Regions from separate parts of the Mus musculus genome. Here region 2 is linked to region 1. Evidence: chromatin loops called from intact Hi-C (ENCODE). Cell type or tissue: gastrocnemius. All regions are shown on one strand. Links, peaks and the distances in the headings refer to the core of each region. The heading gives the core; the rest is flanking DNA.

Evidence for each region. A loop is a pair of places that touch in the nucleus more often than their neighbours do. Peaks named below come from ENCODE experiments on the same cell type or tissue, not always from the same donor. Only the 100,000 strongest peaks of a DNase experiment are listed, where the experiment ranks them.
Region 2: a loop joins it to region 1, with 2.2 times the contacts of the local background. A loop is called at or near these places in 4 of 42 quality-filtered maps.

What each region holds. Positions count from the first base shown.
Region 1 is chr5:138,853,268-138,860,494 of GRCm38, reverse strand. No RefSeq gene overlaps it. Among named protein-coding and RNA genes, the nearest start is that of Gm30206, 32 kb to the right of the region's middle. In gastrocnemius, for the core only: a CTCF peak has its summit at 3,051 (motif pointing left); DNase peaks (open chromatin) are centred at 2,306 and 3,068.
Region 2 is chr5:138,916,380-138,923,606 of GRCm38, reverse strand. No RefSeq gene overlaps it. Among named protein-coding and RNA genes, the nearest start is that of Gm38726, 15 kb to the left of the region's middle. In gastrocnemius, for the core only: a CTCF peak has its summit at 3,021; a DNase peak (open chromatin) is centred at 3,259; H3K27ac peaks cover 2,070 bases.

The DNA of each region.
Region 1 (7,227 bases), core at 1,963-4,462:
TAACTAAGATTTGCCTCCTCAAATCCTCTGTGACCTCTCTGGGGTCCCCCACTGTCTCAGTCAAGGTTTCTGTTACTGGAAGGGTTTATTCCACCTTACAGCCCCTCACTCTTCATCACTGAGAGAAGTCAAGGCAGGAATTAAAGTAGGGACCATGGAAGGATGCTATTTGCTGGAATGCCCTTGTAGGTAGCTCAGGCTGCCTTCTCATACAGATCAGATCACCTACCCAGGCACGACACTGCCCACCGTGAGCTGCCTCTGCCTTCACAGCGATCCGTAATCTAGAAAATGCACTATAGACTTGCCCACAGGCAAATCTTGCAGAGCCATTTTCTCAAGTGAGATCCTTCTTTCCCAACGCCTCTAGCTTCTGTCAAGTTGACATAAAACCAGCCAGGTCGCCCATGGATTGACACAGCACCCTGGCTACTTCTGTCCTTTGCTTCTGGGTTCTGGCTCACCCCCTGACAATGCTTCCACAATTTCCTTCCCAAACACATAACTCACGTGCAACTCTCTTCTCGGGGGAACAGAGAGAGCCTATCTGTCTCCACACAGACGAACATAGACAGCTGTGAAGTGTGGACCTGTGTGCCTGTAGGTGCATGTTGACGGGAACAGGTGTGTAGGCAGTATATCCTCCAGCCACCAGAGAAGAGAAGTGCCAGGTGGGGGCTGGGCATGCCCCCTTCCCAGGCATACAAGGAGTCTGCAGGTGTGCTTAAGGATCTCTCTGGAAGAGCTGGGTGGGCTTTGTGCCAGCCAATGCTTTCAGCAACAGGGGGCATGGGCCTGGATGTCCAAGAGCCTGAGAAGGCTGACAGTGGGTGGTTACAGGCCTATGGGCTGCAAGGCCGAGCCATCCAGAGCCTATGGTTTTCTGTGCTGCCAGCCACCTCGTAGCATTTGAGGGCTGATCTGTCTTGTGGCAGAAGAGAGGGACTCACAGTGCCATCCTCCAGGACCCGGTTTCCTGGGCTTTCTGCAGTGTTGACCTTTTCCCAGACAGCATTGTCATATGGAAGAGACATTGTCACAGACTAAAATTCCACCATTCCCACCTACCATACAGGACACAGACTCTTTAAGTTTTTTCAGAAGCCCCCAGTAAACACCTTGCCATCTCATTAGCTGAGCCCTGGTCACGTGCACAGGTGAATCGATGCTTGCAGCCAATGGGATGGGATCTTGGCTGGCATGGTAGTTTCTGCACCTGATCATGGAGGGAGGTGGGGTAGGGATTGTTCCCTGCAGGGACAGAGCACCTGGGTCTGGGGCAGAATGGAAGTTTTAGGGGATTGGGATGCGGGGTTGTGGCTCAAGACACGGGAGGCCTAGAGAAGGTAGTGACTGGGGGTTAGGCTGGAGGCTGGGACAGGATTGGAGGCCTGAACACGGGAGCATAGGGTAGGGCTATGGGGACATGGCGAGGAATGAGGTCACGAGGCAGCCCATGTCCTTATGAGCGCTTGGTTAGTCAGAGAGAAAGGACACGAGAGGTCACAGCTATGGCAGGGGATGATGACAATCTCTGCCCTGTGTCCCCATCTGTTTCCCACACTTCTGACCATGGCTAGAGGGGAAATAGTGGGGTCTGGGAGCCTCACAGTGAAGGGTTAGCAAGAGGTGATGCCCTTTTGAAAAGCAGCCTGCCTGGGTGGGATTGGCAGATCCAGGTGTTGTCCTCCAGTCATGTGAGCTATTTCAGCCAGTCTCCAATCTCTACTCCCTTCCTATTTGTTGCTGCAAATCCGTGTGTTGCTCACACATGAGTCTATGTGTGCCTGTATGTACCTGTGTGCACCTCTGTATGTTCACCTCTGTGTGTGCCTCAGTGTGTGCCTATGTGTTCTTATGTGTATTTGTGTGTCTATAGGTATCTGTATCTCCTTGTGTGTACCTATGTGCTCATATGTGCCTGTGGATGCCCTTAAGAACCTGTGTTATATACCTATGTGTGTGCTCCTGTGTGTCTCTGTGTGTCATGTGTGTGTGTATGTGTGTATGTGCCTGTATTCCTTTATGTACCTCTGAGTCTGTGTATGCCTGTGAATTTCTTGTCTATGTGAGCTTGTATGCTTATATGTACCTGTGTATGTCTTTGTGAGAACCCATGTGTATGTGCATTTGTGTACCCATGTACGCATGTGCTTATGTATACTCAAGGTCTCAGGAGCCCCTTCTATGTAGACTAGTGTGCATGCATGCGAATGTCCGTGAATGGGGCTGGGGCATAAGCGGGGAGATGATTTCCTGGAGGCCACGCTTGATCAGCTGCCAAGCTATCACCATTGTCATGTCAACCAAATATTTTCAGCCTCCCCGCCCAGAAGCCTTGGAGCGATGTCTCCTCCCGGCTGCGAACCCCAGACCAGACTTCCAAACCGCTAGGCCAATCTGGAGGCCCTTTTTTTAGCTGCTGAGGGGAGGGAAAAAAAAAACCATAAGCAAACACAAATCCACTGATCGTAGCCGCCGCCTTCTCTGCAGTTTAACTTCTGAGCTTTGATCTGATACTGGGCCCCAGAGGACGTGTTATTTCTAAATAACGAGCCAAATGTTTGTGCCCGACCTTGAACTTCTCTGGTTTGGGGAAAAATATGACTTAGCATAGTTGTTCTTTGATGCGGCCAGTAGCATGGGGATCAAAGACTTTTCCAGGGGGCAGAGGCAAGGAAGGGTGGCAGGACCCTGTGGTGCCCTGCCCTGGGTAGCAGAGCCCTGGGTGAGGCCACACTCACCCAGGCCCCCATAAATGTCCTCACTGGGGCTTGAGCCTAGCCACACCTGCGGAAAACCTGGTATCCCCAAAGTCTCTTCAGTGGCTATGGGGGATGAAGGCCCTGGGCAGGGGTGGAGACAGCCTGCTGTTATGACATTGGGACTCCAGAGGTCCATCCTAGAATTGGCTGGGACCCCTGCTTGTAAGTATGGGGGTCTGAGATGGCTCATTAGCACATAGGTACATGCAATAGGAGGTACAGGTGGCCACAAGCTGTACTGGAGGTGGCCACCTGGAAAGAATTGGAGAAAGTCGCCCCCTGCTGGCACGGGCCAGCCCACAAGTACATGAGGAGGTTCAGTCAAGCTGGCTTGCTACCCACACACACGCTGAGCTGCTTAATTGTAGTGGTGCAGTCGCCCATGATGCTGTACGCCTGGGCTTAGGTCCCTGTCCCAAGGCATTGGACCAGGCATGGTACAGTGAAATGTCCTAGGAATAGTTGATTCCACACTGGAGATGCCATTTTTCCCCGGGAAGCCTTGCTACCAGTCTTCTCAGTGGGGGTCAAGGTACAATGTCAGCAGTCACCTGCCTTAGTAATTAAGCTGGAGGCGGGGGTGGGGGGGGTGGGGGGGGTGGGGAACCAGACCTTTCTGCTGTTTCTTACAGCTTCTGTTCATAGCCTTGTCCTTGGTATTTGCTGGTAAGTCCTGGCCAAGGGAGGAGTCCGTCTGTGTGGGCTCGGCCAACCTCTGAACCTCAGTGCTCACAATGGTTTCCAGTCTGCTAAGGCCCCACCTAGAACCCAGGCCCAAGAGATCCCGACATCCTAGATGCAATGCATGTCTCCAGTAGCCATACCTAAACTGGCATTTTCTGTTTGAGGGGGCATGTAGGGAGCTGGAACCTGGGCCACTGATCTGAGGCTACTCCTTGGCCAATGAAGGGTTGGGACATGGTAGTGTTGTTTTGTTGGTTTGTTTGTTGTTGAGACAGAATCTCACATAGCCCTCTGTGGCTGTCTTAGGGTTTCTATTGCTGTGATGAAACACCATGACCAAGGAGCAGGAGAGGAAAGGGCTTATTTGACTTACACTTTCACAGTGCAGTTCATCACTGAAGGAAGTCAGGACAGAGGCTTAAACCTGGAGGCAGGTGCTGATGTAGAGGCCATGGAGAGTGCTCCTTTCTGGCTTGCCCAGCCTGATTCTTAGAAGTTCGATAGAACCCAGGACCCCCAGCCTAGCAATGGCACTACCCACACAATGGGCTGGGCTCATTCCTATCAGTCATTACTTAAGAAAATGCCCTACATCTGGATCCTATGGAGATATTTTATTAATTGATGTTCCCCCACTTTCGGATAACTCTAGCTTGTGTCAAGCTGACATAAAATTAGCCAGCACAGTGGCCTTTAACTCAATATGTAGCCAAGAATACCTTGACATTTGGATCCTCTTGCCTTCAGCTTCCAAGTGATAGGACCACAGGCATGTACTTTCATACCTGCTTGAAATGTGGCTGGGCATGGGACCCACCATGTCTTGCATGCTAGGCAAGCACTCTGCCAGCTGAGCCACATCTCCAGCCCAGGAATCTGTTCCTAAAGATTTAAGTGTGTGTGTGTGTGTGTGTGTGTGTGTATGGGCATGTGTGTATGTCTATGTATGTGTATATATTATGTGTGTGCATGTGTGTGTATATTTGTGTATATGTGTATGTCTATGTATGGGTATGTGTATGTATGTATGTATGTATATATATATATATGTATATATATATATATATGTATGTATATGTGTGTGTATGTCTGTGGATGTCTATGTATGGGTGTCTATGTATGTGTATGTGTATATATTATGTGTGTGCATGTCTGTGTATGTTTGTGTATATGTGGATGTCTATGTATGGGTATGTGTGTGTATGTATGTATGTATGTGTATATATATATATGTATATGTGTGTGTGTATGTCTGTGGATGTCTATGTATGGGTGTCTAGGTATGTGTATGTGTAGATATGAGTATGTGTGGATGTCTGTGTATGGGTATGTGTGCAGATTCCCTCAGAAATCAAAAGCACAGGAACCCCTAAAGCTGGAGTTACTGGCAGTTATGAGCCTCCCAGTACAGGCAGGTGCTGGGAACCAAACTCAGGTCATCAGCAAGAGCATTTCCTCTTCACTTCTGGGCCATCTCGTCAGTCAGTCCCCACAGCTGTCTTCTTAAAAGTTCAGTAATTGGAGTCAGGTAGGGAAGCCAATGCCTGCAATCCCAGTACATAGGAGGCAAGAGGATTGCAGTAAAGTTATGACAAGCCTGGGCTGCATAGAGAGATCTTGTCTCAAGAAAACCAAGTGGAAAAAAAAAACCCAAATAACTCCACTGACAGGTAACAGTCACATGATGCAAATTCTGGCAGAGGTGGAAATAGAGAGGCACAGTTGGAGAAAATCATGATAAATAAAATCCAGACTTGAGGGCTGGGACAGATGGCTCTGCTCTTCCAGAGGTCCTGAGTTCAATTTCCAGCAACTACATGGTAGGTCACAACCATCTATACTGGGGTCTGATGCCCTCTTCTGGCATTCAGGTGTACATGCAGATAGAGAACTCATATACATAAAATAAATAAAAATCAATCTTAAAAAAAAAAAAAAAAAAACAACTCCAGACCTGAAACATCAGTGCAGTGGTCACAGTGGATCATTCGCTGTAAGAAACCTTGGTTCCGTTGTATAAACTTCTTCTAGAAGAGAAATCTATCCCCTCCTATTCTCCAGATAGCATCCCCAAAGCAGGTCAGAATAGAATTCTAACCCAGTTCAACTAGGGGAACCCATGAGTTTATTAGTGTTGCTTGCAGAACACGTGTGAAAGAGGTTACTTACAGGACTGTGGGTGATCCCAAAGCAGCCAAGCATGGGAAGTCCCATGCCAGCCTGGGTGATGACTTCTTAGTTGCACAGGTGGAGGCTCCTAGACTTTGGGAATCAAACACGTGTCTTCATGCTTGCACGGCAAGCACTTTATCAACTGAGCCATCCCCTTATGCCCTAATCAGACTCATGCATTTAAATATGGAGTTGAGGTAAGAGTCAACGTTGGCTGCTTCCCAGTGGTTTAGGGGAAGGCAAAGGACAGCCTGGGTTACTGCCTCTCCCTCAGCACCTCCTTGCTTGCACGTGTCCTGTGTTGAGCAGGTATACCAGTCTGTAGGGTCCTCTGCACCTATGGGACCCATCCTGCAGCTCTAGCTGTGGGCAGCCAGAGCCCTGATCTTTGTCCTCCTCCTCCACAGTACTGTAGCTCTCCTGGTCATTTCTCCACAGCTCTGCAGTCAGCCACGCGCAGCTGCTCCAGAGGCTCAGAGGGCCTCCTTGCCCTGTGTTCATTTCCATCTCTACAAACCATGGACCTTCTAGCTTGCAACAGCTCCCCGGGGCCTTTTTCATCAACAAATATTCACTTTTTGTTTTTCCTCCTTCACTCCTTTCCCCATTCTTTCTTAATTATTTTTTGTGATAGGGTTTCATGTACTCCAGCCTGGCCTTGAACCTCTGATACTCCTGCCTCAGCCTCCCAAGGGCTAAGATTAAGGGTATATACCACTATATCCACCTCTCATTCTTTACAAAGATATGCATTTCATCCATGCATAGTAGCTCTTGACAGCAATCCCAGCATGCTGATGCTGAGGCAGGGGGATTATCATGAGTTCAAGCCCTTCCCAGGCTTTGTAAAAAAAATGCCAGACCAGCCTCGGATTCAGGGTGAGATCCTGTCTCAGAACAGTGACAAAGTTTCACGACCCTGTATGGCTGTTAGAAATTGTTTAGCAATCTCCTGCTGGTGAGCTTTGAGAACATTCTAAATGCCACAGCGAGTGACTGATTGCTTGCAGTGGTACCATAAGGAGGCAGGACTTTGCTAGGGTAAAAGGTATGCATGTTGACATTGATCCCACTGGTTGATTGACCATAAATGTTACACAGCTCATCAGCTGCAGACAGTGTCTGTTTCCCACTGGCCTGCCATGTGCAGCACCAGCCACTGCCTTGCTTTCTGCCAATCTTGTTATAAAGTGGGTCCCCATTTCCTTCCTGTTCACATTTCCCATCCCTAGCCAGGCCTCTCTGTTGGCCAGGCAAGTTGATCCCACTTCCTGAGCCTCCTTGGGGGACTGGGCACTTCCTGGGCACTCTTTATGTGTTTGGGATATGAACTCATTGTCACTTCCTTTCTTGGTGGCCAGCTGGGTTTCAACTTTGGCTCGTGGCTTTGTGGCCTTGTCTGGATGAGTGTCACACACTCTCTGCTTGCTGCTTTGCCCAACTTGAGGGGTGTGGTCTTCAACCTCACTACATCCTGCTACCTGAGTCCAGGAGTGCTGAAATCTCATCATCATCTCAGTCGACTGGGCTGATGGCAAGCATGCGTGTGGCAGCTATATAGGACATTCCAGAGATTCTTTATTTTATTTTTATATGTGTGCATGTG
Region 2 (7,227 bases), core at 1,629-4,128, 63 kb before region 1:
AAGACTAGCATGGTCTCTGAGTCCCATCAGGGTTGTGGCTGAGAGGCCTTTGGTACAGCAAGGCAGAGCATCTTGTCACATAAGCATGGCCAGCTTGCCTCTCTTTCTGAGAAGTGCTGAGTTAGTCTTTGAGAGAAACACACTTTTAAAGCACGCACTCCCTGCAACGGGGAAGGCTGGGCTGAATGAGAGCCTTTGTTGACTGAGTGCTGGGTGCATTTTGAAAGGGTATGTGGACTGAGCCAGGGCTCAGAAGAAAGTTGGAGCCTGCCTCCGCAGGAGTGGGCACAGCCATACAGGTCTGAGCCAGGGTCATGGTAGAGGGGTTACTGAGAGCCCTGTTCCAGCACAGAGAGATGAGTGCTACCTCACCAGACCACAGTTTCCCCATATCCAGAATTGTAGACCATATGTGTGCCCAGGAGTATCCACTGGGATTTGTGGGTATTGTTTTACCATGGCTCACTTTCCTCGTTTCTGGCGTTACACATGTGAACTATCTTAAAACCTATGAGGTTATCTGCACCTTTGACCTCTGCCTCTCCCTATCAGAATCAGGGTGAATAGGAGAGGATGTCTAGAGAGAGGAGGGAACAGTGCTCTCTCCATCTAGGGCAAAGTCTCCTGCCACTGTCTTTTGAGATCCCTGCCCAGTCACATAGTTGCTAAGTGAGCATGGTGGTGGCTCTCTCCTCTGACCCCTAACTTCACAAATCACCCTCAGTGCAAATCTGTGAAGCTAGACTCCAGCAGGCAGGGTCAAGAAGATATTTTTATGTCCCATTCCACTTGTGATATGACCGAGGGCTGACATTTGCCCCTTCCCCTCTAAATAAGTATCTTGAATTCACAGACTCCGAATCCAGTCCTGAATCCTCCACACAGGACATTGTCTAAGTTAGATTTCTCTGTGGGTGTATTTGTTGGGGATTGTCTTGATAATTGAATGTGTGGAGGGTCGAGTCCACTGTGGGCAACAGCATTCCCTAAGCTGGGTTGTGCTGCACTCCATAAGAATCTGTGACCCAGCTAGCAAACCAATCCTCTGTGGTTTCTGCTGTACTTTGGCTGCGAGAGAGTTCCCGGCTGGAAGTGATGCTGAGTGGAAGAGCACGCAGACGGACCTCCTGCTTCCTGCCTTGGGTTTCTGCCCTGACTTCCCTCAATGATGGACTGTGATCTCAAAGTGCTAGACAAATAAACCTTTTCCTCTCCTAAATTACTTTTGGTCACAGTGTTTTACTACGACAGCAACAGAATGAAATTAGACCATCAGAGCACAGCATAGGCAGGGCAGCAGGGAGCTGGGCAGAGAGCCATGAGCCTTGTTCTGATGGAAGACAAGGATATGGTATTGCCTGAGGGAGTCTGAATTCACACCAACCAGAAATAGAGCTGCCCAATGAGAGGGACCCCTCAAGGGATGTCAAGAAGCCTTGGGGCTCTTTGCAAAGAAACTAGGCATCAGAACTCACCAGGCATCCTTAGCTGTGTGGAGGGCACTGAGTCTGGACTCAAAGGCTGCTCTTGATGTTCCTTCTACTGGCATGTTAGGAGAGGGTCTCCACTTGATGGCTTTCTGTTCTCTAATAATAAGCAGCCATAGAGGGCATAAGACTATGGGCTGTTCTAGAAAACTTTCTACCTAAGGGTTCACACTTGGGTCTCTCTCTCTCTCTCTCTCTCTCTCTCTCTCTCTCTCTCTCTCTCTCTCTCTTTCTCTCTCTCTCTCTCTGTGTGTGTGTGTGTGTGTGTGTGTGTGTGTGTGTGTGTCTCTGTTTCGGTCTCTCTCTTCCCCCCTTATGTTTTTTGAGACAGGGGTTTCCTATGCAGCCCTGTCTGTCCTGGAACTTGTTCTGTAGAGCAGGCTGGCCTTGTACTCAGAGATTTGTCTGCCTCTGTCCCCATTGTGCTGAGATTAAAGGTGTGCACCACCACCCAGCTGGGGGCATTATTGATGTGATCATACCAAGAACCATGACTAATGAGCATGTGACTGATGTTTTGAGGGAAACAGGGTGGGAAGGGGTGTAGAGATATGGGGAGGGGCAAAGAGGGTGGGGAGGATGGGGAGAGGTGGGAGGCATGGCAGCTTTCATGTCCCACACTGCTGTTTCTCCCACTCCATCCCCATGGCAAGGGCAGATCCTGAACCTTGGTGGCTTCTATCTCTCTGCAGCAGGACATGGGCAGGGGTCCTGAGGGAGGGTCCCATGTGGCAGGGATTTTTATGAAGACCTTAATCTTCCTGACTTTTGCTCCACTTTTTTTGCAGGGGCAGCCTAAAGCAGCCTGCAGGGTTTGGGTTGTGACCACAGCCACACACCAGCTCTCTCACAGGTGACACTTGAGAAATACCAAAGGTTTCCACAGAGGACACTGGATGCCTCAGAAAACGTTAGTGTTTGAAGTCTGGAGGTTCAGCGTTTACTTATTTATTTATCTTGGTGTTTTTGAGGCAGAGTCTTACTATGTAGCTTTGGCTGGCTTGGGCTTCAAAGTCATAGAAAACCATCAGCTTCTGCCTCTTGAGTGCAGGAATATGCCACTACCACCTGGATATTTTGGTGTTTTTGAGACAGGGTCTTTCTATGTAGCGTTGGCTGGCCTGAGGCTCACTATATAGACCATGCTAGCCATGAACTCAGAGAAATCCACCTGCCTCAGCCTCTGGAGAGCTGGGATCAAAGGTGTACTAGCATTTTTTCCTTTTATTTATTTTTTTATTATTAGCTATTTTCTTCATGTGTACTAGCATTTAAAATAGCAGTGACCCACAGCTCACCCCTTGATCCTGGAGCTGTGGACAGAGATGGCAGAGGCTGTAAGTGGAAAGGCCTGGATCTTGGACTAGCGAGACCAGCTTCTGCACCAGCTGGCCTGGCTCACTGATATATGGCAAGGCTGATGCTGCTGGCTATGCTGGAGAAAGCTTGGCTTCCTAGTCTCTGTAGCTCTCCATCCAGTCATCCCCACCACTCAGGGAGGAGCAGGGCCTGGGCCACCCTGTGGCTGAGAGAAACAGGACTAGGAGACAACCACAAAGGTTCCCCCAGCTGGGTGGGCTGGGCACTTCAGCTTCACATGGGAAGGGTTCTCCCAGCTTCCTGGCACTGTGAAGTGAGCCGAGGAGAGTGCCCCTGGCTTTCGAGCTGCAGTGTCAGCTCCTACAGCCCCTCCTGGGCCACGTGCCTGGCCAGGAGCCCATCTGCTCACTCCTGGCTACCCCTCCAGGCCTGGACTCAAGTCCAAGAGGGGGCAGGGTTCCAGGAGGAGGAAGCCAAGGCTCTCTGGACAAACCAGTGTTGCTGCTGGCCAATTGGGATGGGATTCCAAACAAACCCCCTCTCCCTGCCCTTACGCCTCCTGCGGATTCAGAGGTAGTTAGGAGGTGCCAGCAAAGGATTCTTGCCAGGATGGAGCCGTGGCCAAGAGGGCAGAACACTTCTTTCCTGGGGTCAGGGACTAAGGCCAGCGGACACCCAGCTCAGCCCAAGGTTACAAGTGAGAGGGAAGCTGCTATGTGTTCAGCTCTTGAGAGAGGATCAGAAAGCCTAGCATTGAGTCAGGTTAGCATTGAGACCATCATAGGCAATGCAGGTAACATTGTTAAGACAAACAGATCAAGAGAAAGACTAAGAGGCTGAGGCAAGAGAATCATGACTTCCAGGCCAGCCTGGGCTACACAGCAAGACCCTGTCTCAAAAAGAAACACAACTCCTCCAAACTACTCTCTAGAATGAGAAAACAGAATACAGAAGTAGCATTGCTGGGTAGTTTTGCTGATTTCTTTAACAGAGGAAGTCTTTCAATGGTTTCCTTAATGGCTGAACCCACACACCTGCTTTTACATTCATTCTTTTGTGAGGCTACATTATGATAGCATGTGGTCACTGGGAAGTTACTTTGTTACTACACATAAGAAGGGGAGAGTCAAAGATGAGAAGAGAGTCAAAGAACAGGTGGCAATACAGAGTTACTGGTGAACGTTGTGAGTTTTGACTCCATAGGCTCTTGAATGGATCTATGGATACTTTGAGAACTGTGGCTATAAATTATCTGATTAGTACCAGAGAAGGCAGGAAAGATTTAGAAAGATAAAACTGAAACAACAATAACAGACTCACCAAACATGTTAAAACCACAATAACAAAAGAACAGCCACAAAATGAGACAAAAAAAAAAAATCAAGGAGCAAATTTTAGCACTTCAATACAGCTATACCAAAGTTTACAATAAATGTAAATGGACTAAACACCATTGTGTAAATGGAAGCTGACTATAAAGTTTGATGTACAATGGATGGAGGACATGATTTTAGAAAGACCCACTTTCTCCTGTGTTTTTACCTTCAAAAGTTGAGAGCTCTTAGGCTCAATTTGTGTGAATCTTTGACAGATGATGTCAGCTCAGAAAAGGATTCTACCATCAAGGCCTCTTAAATTGTTCTAAGATGGGCTCAAATCTCATTTTATCTTCACAATAGCACAGAGAGTTATTCTTGAGGGCTGATTTGAATCTCAGGGACTGGTGGCAACTTAGTGTTACTGATGAATGTGGTGTGATCTGGCTGGTGCTATGGATGTCTAACAAAGCCCTAATTCAGTAGCAGTTAGACACAGGATTTATGTATAAGATTCACATGCTTCATTTTACATATGGGAACACAGAGGACCAGGTGAATGATGGGAAGCCTTAAAGGGGAAGTCACATAGAGGCAAAGGACCCATTTTGGCTTGGAGACACTGGTTGGTATCTGTGAGAGTTCTCAGTTCGGTACTGATTGTACAGAACTAGGTTGTTCAGAAGCTATGCCCAGGGAAGAGCAATGCTTCAGTTTCCACAGCTGAACACCTGCCTGGTTTGCTTATCTTCCAGATTAAGTGCTAGTTTAGTTGGACAACTTATTTTCTCATCTGTGGAATGGCACAGAAAACTATTAGGAGAGTCCAGGAGAGACAGGAAATGAGAGGTTGACTCCACGACTGTCTAGTAGCCAAGTAGACATCATGACTGAGGCTGGCTCAAGTTAGGGATATCTGCTCCTTTCATAGCTGGGCTTCTTGGGTCTGTATTTTAGGATGCTGGGCCAGAAAGATGTCTCAGTTGGTAAAATGCTTGCTATATAAACAAGAGAATTTGAATTCAGATCTCTAGCATCTATGTAAAAAGCTGGGTATGCCAGTTGTACTTCTGTGACTCGAACACTGGGGAAGTAGAGACAAGGAGATCCCTGGAGCTCTCTGACCAACCAGTCTAGTCAAATTGGTGAGTTCCAGGTGGTGGTAGTGCATGCCTTTAATCTTAGCAGGTAGGAGGCAGAGACAGGCAGATCTGAGAGTTCAAGGCCAGCTTGGTCTTCAGAGTAAGTTGCAGGACAGCTAGGGTTACCAAAAGAAAACCCCTTACCCAATATACACAAGTGTGTGTGTGCACTAGTATGCAGGTATGTATGCCTGTAGACATCAGAGGACAACTTTGTATAATTCCTTCCTTGGGTGTCTTACGTGTTTTCTTCAAGATAGGGTCTCTCACCTTTTAACTTCAATGAATAGACCATACTAGCTGGCCCACAGGCTTCCAGGGATCTGCCTGTTTGTTTCTGCCTCCCATCTCACCATCACTGGGATCGTAGATGTTCTTCACTGTATCCAGCTTATAACAGGCTTTACTGGCTGAGCTCTGTCTCCAATCTGAGTTTGGTTTTTTTGAGACAGGGTCTCACTATGTGGTCTGGGACGGTCTCCAACTCTCAGTCCTACTGAATGCTGGGATGACAGGTGGATACCATGGAGCTCAGCTACAATACATAATCATTAAGTATAACCATATATATCAATTATGTATCTGACTCTATGTATCAATTAAATGTAGGTCATGTATATGTAATATAGGTCATAAATATGGCCTATATTTAATGTTGGGATCTACTCTGACTCTTGATGGGCGGGAAGGGGGGCAATCAGGCTTCACTGGGATAGATGGGTTTGTTAAACCTTCTGCAGGGGCTCCTGCAGAAGACTAAAGTTTGGTTCCCAACATCCCTATTGGGGACCTTACAATTAACTGTCACTAACTCCAGCTCCAGTGGGATCCAAGGCTTCTGGCCTCCACAGATTCCTGCCCTCACATGCACATATGCACACACAGATGTTCACGCAAATATATAATTCTTAAAAATTAAAAATAAAGATTTCCAGAAGCTGTGTTTAGTACTCAAGGCCTGTCATCTCAGCACACAGGAAGCAGAAACGGGAAGACTGACGGTTCTGTGCCAGCCTGGGCCATATAATGAGACTTTATATCAAACAAGACAAAACAAAACAAACAAAAACAAAAACAGAAAAGCAGGTGAGATGTTCAGCACGTAAAGTCACTTGCCATGCAAATCTGACAACCTGAGTTTGGTCCCTAGAACCCACAAAAAGGGAGAAGGAGAGAACAGACTTTCCAAGTTTGTTCCTTGACCTCTGCATGTGTGCTATGACACACGAATACCCTTACATAACTATCACAAATGCACAGCAACAATAAATGCATAAAAAGACAGTTGGGGTTTAAATATCCCCTAAAGATACCGTGTGGAAGGCTTGGACCCCACTGAGAGGAAGTGGAGCCTTTAGGGAGGAGGAGGAGGAGAAGGAGGAGGAGGAGGAGGAGGAGGAGGAGGAGGTCACTGGAGTTTGTCCTAGAATTCCTCCTGTCTCCGCCTCCCCAGTGCAACAGATTCCAAGTGTGTGCCACCGTGCCCAGCTCATTTGTGGGTTCTGAGGATCAAACCCAGGCCCCTATGCTTGTAAAACAACTCCTTTAGAGAGTTAGTAACGCTGTCCGTCCCTGTCTTTGCTAACCTGGGCTCATTCAGGAAAACACCAATGGTGAACTGACAGACTGCTCCAGGACATGCTTGCATACAACAGAGGAGGTTATGGAGAGATGAGAAGTCGTGAGCTCAGATTTACAGGACAGCTATCTGGAGGTCCTAAATATGTCCCCCAGATCCACATAAGTCCTGGGGTGACAGGTGCCGTTTCGTACCATCAGCAGCTGGGGTAGACAATATCCCATGAGGTCAAGGGGAGCAGCAGGGACATGCCCTTGACCCATTGCTCCTTGGGCCTGGCTGTTGTCTTCCCAACTTAGCTCTGGGTCGCTCCCTAATCCACCCTTTCTTTCTGTTCCTTTTTCCATCCACCCCAGCCCCTCCTCCAGGGCCTCCTGCCAGGT